Regions from separate parts of the Homo sapiens genome. Here region 2 is linked to region 1. A link is an interaction called in ENCODE POLR2A ChIA-PET data of the cell type or tissue named here. Cell type or tissue: PC-9. All regions are shown on one strand.

Region 1 (2,500 bases):
TACTTTCAGATGACAGCAAGTTTGGATTCATTGTAATAGATGGTAGTGGTGCACTTTTTGGCACACTCCAAGGAAACACAAGAGAAGTCCTGCACAAATTCACTGTGGATCTCCCAAAGAAACACAGTAGAGGCGTTTTGCCCGTTTAAAAATGGAAAAGCGACATAACTATGTTCAGAAAGTAGCAGAGACTGCTGTGCAGCTATTTCTGGGGACAAAGTGAATGTGGCTGGTCTAGTTTTAGCTGGATCTGCTGACTTTGAACTAAGTCAATCTGATATGTTTGATCAGAGGTTACAATCGAAAGTTTTAAAATTAGTTGATATATCCTATGGTGGTGAAAATGGATTCAATCAAGCTACTGAGTTATCTACTGAAGTCCTCTCCGAAGTGAAATTCATTCAAGAAAAGAAATCAATAGAACGATACTTTGATGAAATCACCCAGGACACGCGAAAGTACTGTTTTGGCGTTGAAGATACACTAAAGACTTTGGAAAAGGGAGCTGTAGAAATTCTAATGGTCTATGAAAATCTGGATATAATGAGATATGTTCTTTATTGCCAAGGCACAGAAAAGGAGAAAATTCTCTAACTCCAAAGCAAGAAAAGGATAAATCTCATTTCACAGACAAAGAGACCGGACAGGAACATGAGCTTATCGAGAGCATGCCCCTGTTGGAATGGTTTGCTAACAACTATAAAAAATTTGGAGCTATGTTGGAAATGATCACAGATAAAATGCAAGACGGGTCTCGGTTTGTGAAAGGATTTGGTGGAATTGGAGGTATCCTGCAGTACCGAGTAGATTTCCAGGGAATGGAATACCAAGGAGGAGACAATGAATTTTTTGACCTTGATGACTAGACATGAGTCTGGCAAAACGTGCCTCACCCTCCAGCATCCAACCCAAGAAGCATACCCATGGTGGAATTCTAACAGATCCCTGCCTTACAACTGAAACACTTCCAGAACTTTATCCATGAGTACTGGTTATTGAAAAGATAACTGAAACAAAACCAGACCCAACCCCACACTTTGTTTTGTCATGGTGTCAGCGCAGCAGCCTACAACTAAGTTCCTAAATGCCACTTTGGACTAATTTAAACAAGAATCCCAGTTTTTACTTTTACTCGATGGTGAAATTCGTTGCTCTTGTATTTTATGAAAAAAAAAAAAATTTTTTTAAGCCTTCATATACAGAAGTAAAAATATTTTAACTGCTGTAAACCTTCAAAAGTTAATAGAAGTGAGATCATACTGGTTTTTTTCTTATTTTGATTGGAGAAAAATTAAATTGCTGCATTTCGCAGTGATCCATTTACATGGCATTCCCAGCTTAGACTGCATAAGAAATAGATGTGGTGAAATGTTGGAACCATTTCTCTCTTGGTCTGTTTAATGTTGAAAGGGTGAGCTAATAGGAGGCAATTTCAACTTCACTCCCTCAAGCTACCCTGTCTCCCTCCAGACTGGCAGTTTCAAGGATGCAAACTGCATTGCAAAATCAAACTGACTCATGAAGCATTTGGGCCAGTGCACTGTTTACTTCCATCTGTTTGCTGACACATTTGTGCCCAGCGTTTGGGAGCCCTTTGTATCAACGTTCTGACAAGTGTCCCTATAACCTTAACCTACTCGAAACCAGTTTGGGTTGGATATGATGGGGCTTCTGTGCTATTGCTGGGATTGGGGGAAATAAAACATGCAATTTAAGTGGGGGGAAAAAATCCACCCAAAGGGATACAGGCATCCCTTGGTATACAAGGGGGACTGGTTCCAGGATGCTTGAGGATAGCAAAATCCGAGTGTGATGAAGCCCTGCTTTTCACCCTGCAGAATCTGCATATATGAAAAGTCGGCCCTCCATACATGTGGGCTTTGCATCCAAGGAATACTGTATTTTCCATTTGCATTTGGTTGAGGAAAAAAAAATTCCTGCCTATAAGTGGGCCCACACAGTTCCAACTGTGTTGATTAAGGGTCAACTGTCCTATTAAGCAATACAAAGGAATTAAATACTGGTATATGTACACATGAATAAATCTCAAATGTGTTGTGCTAAGTAGCCAGACGCAAAAAGCTGCATAATATATGGTTCCATTTATTGGGCATCCTGATAAAGACAAAACTATAGGATAAAAACCACAAAGGGGTAGGGGGCTAACTAGAAACAGGCACAGGGCGCTTTTTGGGTTGATGGATTGTTCTACAGCCTGATTCTGGATGTAGATGACTGCAGACTTGCCAAAACCTGTTGAATGCTACCTCAAAAAAAAAAAAGAAATTTTCTCAAAGTTTTAAATGTTATTTTTCCTTTCTTTTTACAGGTGTGGGACCTCAAGTTTTTTAAAAAATCTTCACCCTTACCTCATACATAAAAACTAACTAGAAATGGATCAGAGACCTAAACATAAAAGCTAAAACTACAAAACTTCTAGAATATGAAAAAAAAAACCCAAAAAACAAAACTTTCTCAAGTCCAACAGAGCTTAAAAGTG
Region 2 (2,500 bases), 51 kb after region 1:
ACGCTCCGTGTCTCCTCTGCTCTCTGCAGCTCAGGCAAGTCGGCCACAAGTGCAGGGCCCGGCTCCGGCCACTTCTTCCCCATTGGCCCAAAGGGCACAGGTGAGGACGGGGACAGCAGGAAAGGAAGGAAGCTGATCTGAGAGCAGCGTCAGCCCGGCTGAGAGCCCACTGCTGTGTGCCAGGGGCAGCTCCCATCCAAAGCCTTTCGCCCTCCAATGCCTGTGAGGCCCAGGAGGTGGCTTGAATGAGTGAGCTAGGGGGCCTGGGTGCAGGCAGAGGAGCAGGGCCTGGCCCATCGCAGTCCCCTCTCCCCACCCCAAGCTGTGACAACCGAAGATGTTTCCACATTGCCAAATGCCCCCCTGGGGAACAGAATCTCCCCTGGCCGCGAAGACCGTCCGCTTCCCTGAGTTTAGAAGACTAAACCTTCCTAAGAAATGTTCTAAGAAATTCTATCAGTTCAATACATTTACATCATAAACTCTTCTTAGAGATTAGAATGCGAAACAGAACCAACATCCTTGATTTGTGACATGCACCTGCCCTTATCCACCACCCAGGTGACATTCAGGACAATCCTCTCAAGTGCCCTCAGCTCCGCCTCAAGGCGGGGGTGGGACAGCACAGGCAGCCAGCGCCCACGGGGTCCCTCTGAGCCTCACCATGACGAGGTCAGGGCAGACACCTGGGGGTCACCCAGCAAGGGTTTCTCTATCTAGAACCACTTAAGACTTATTCCCTTCAAATCTCTCCTTCAATACATATTTACCAATGTGTGGCCTTTAACTAGACTTGGCCTCATTCAGGGCCACTTTCCCTTATTCCTACAAAGGCACTGAGCAGGAGCAGCACGCTCACCACAGCCACGCCTTCACCATTTGCTAGGAACAAATGCCAACCCTTCGCTGGAAGAGGGTACCAGGCCTTTGTTAGTTGTAGCCTGACAACAGGAAGAGGCTGCTCCAAGGCCAAGCCTCAGTGAGAGGCCTGTTGTGAGCCGTGCCGTGCCTGGCACAACTCAGGAGCCTGGAACAAGCATGCCTGAGGGAGACCAAGCTCTGCTGAACGAGCCTCGCGGGAATAGGAATAGGAATCGCGAGTACCTTTCTACATGCCCCGAAACCCTTTTCTAAAGCAAAAATATGCTATGTCACCTACACACCTAGATATATGCCACATCATCTATATAACTATACACGTGGTGACCTATAGTTATGTGTTGCTTACCCATGAGAATGCATTGAGAAATGTGTTGTTAGGTGATTTCATCTTTTCTTTTTTGAGCTGGAGTCTCGCTCTGTCACCCAGGCTGGAGTGCAGTGGTGCGATCTAGGCTCACTGCAACCTCCTTCTCCTGGGTTCAAGTGATTCTCCTGCCTCAGCCTCCCGAGTAGCTGGGATTACAGGTGCCCGCCGCCACGCCTGGCTAAGTTTTGTATTTTTAGTAGAGACGGGGTTTTGCCATGTTGGCCAGGCTGGTCTCGAACTCCTGACCTCAGATGATCCACCTGCCGCGGCCTCCCAAAGTGCTGGGATTACAGGTGTGAGCCACTGCGCCTGGCCTAGGTGATTTCATCTTTGTGTGAACATCATAGAGTGTACTTACACAATCCTAGATGGTGCAGCCCACTACATGCCTGGGTTATAGGTATGGCCTATGGCTCCTAGGCTACCAAACTGTACAGCATGTTACTGTAGACAACTGTAACACAATGGTATTTGTGCATGTAAACATAGAAAAGGTACAGCAAAATGCTGCTGTGATACTCTCATGGGGCCACTGTGATATATGCAGTCTGTCCTTGACTGAAGCATCTGTACATGGCCCACGACTGTACCTATATATGTGCCACGTCACCTGTATGTAGATATGTACTCTGCAGACACTCATGTGTTGGGTACACAAACAAGGAGCAGATTGATAAATTCTCTGAGTTTCAAAATTGTGTTGTTTTGGCAGCTTTGTGACTTTTTCCTTTCTCCCAAATATTACCATTAGCTTAAATCACAACCACTATTGTTTCTATGGGGAAAACATACACATTTGCTCTCCCTCTCATATTTGGACTACTAGGAAATGAAAAACTTGATACCTTAGCACCCATGCAAAAAACCTGTGTGGCAATTTTAAATTAAATATATTCATACTCAGCCAGGCACGGTGGCTCACGCCTGTAATCCCAGCACTCTGGTAGGCTGAGGCAGGTGGATCGCCTGAAGTCAGAAATTTGAGATCAGCCTGGCCAACGTGGTGAAACCCCGTATCTACTAAAAATACACACACACACAAAAATTAGCTGGGCGTGGTGGTGCATGCCTGTGATCCCAGCTGCTTGGGAGTCTGAGGCAGAAGAATCGCTTGAACCCAGGAGGTGGAGGTTGCAGTGAGCAGAGATCACGCCACTGCACTTCAGCCTGGGCGACAGAGCAAGACTCTGTCTCAAAAAAATAAATAAAATAAAATAAAATAAAAATAATAAATACATATATTCATACTTA

What was found. Peaks named below come from ENCODE experiments on the same cell type or tissue, not always from the same donor. Only the 100,000 strongest peaks of a DNase experiment are listed, where the experiment ranks them.
Region 2: POLR2A ChIA-PET joins it to region 1 with 9 read pairs; 8 of 35 experiments call an interaction of 5 or more read pairs at or near these places.

The regions. Positions count from the first base shown.
Region 1 is chr7:151,502,598-151,505,097 of GRCh38, forward strand. The region is part of intron 1 of RHEB (Ras homolog, mTORC1 binding); the gene reads right to left. It also overlaps the pseudogene ETF1P2. Among named protein-coding and RNA genes, the nearest start is that of RHEB, 16 kb to the right of the region's middle. In PC-9, no CTCF peak of the experiment used is centred here; a DNase peak (open chromatin) is centred at 1,504; H3K27ac peaks cover 2,138 bases.
Region 2 is chr7:151,553,446-151,555,945 of GRCh38, forward strand. No RefSeq gene overlaps it. Among named protein-coding and RNA genes, the nearest start is that of RHEB, 35 kb to the left of the region's middle. In PC-9, no CTCF peak of the experiment used is centred here; no DNase peak of the experiment used is centred here.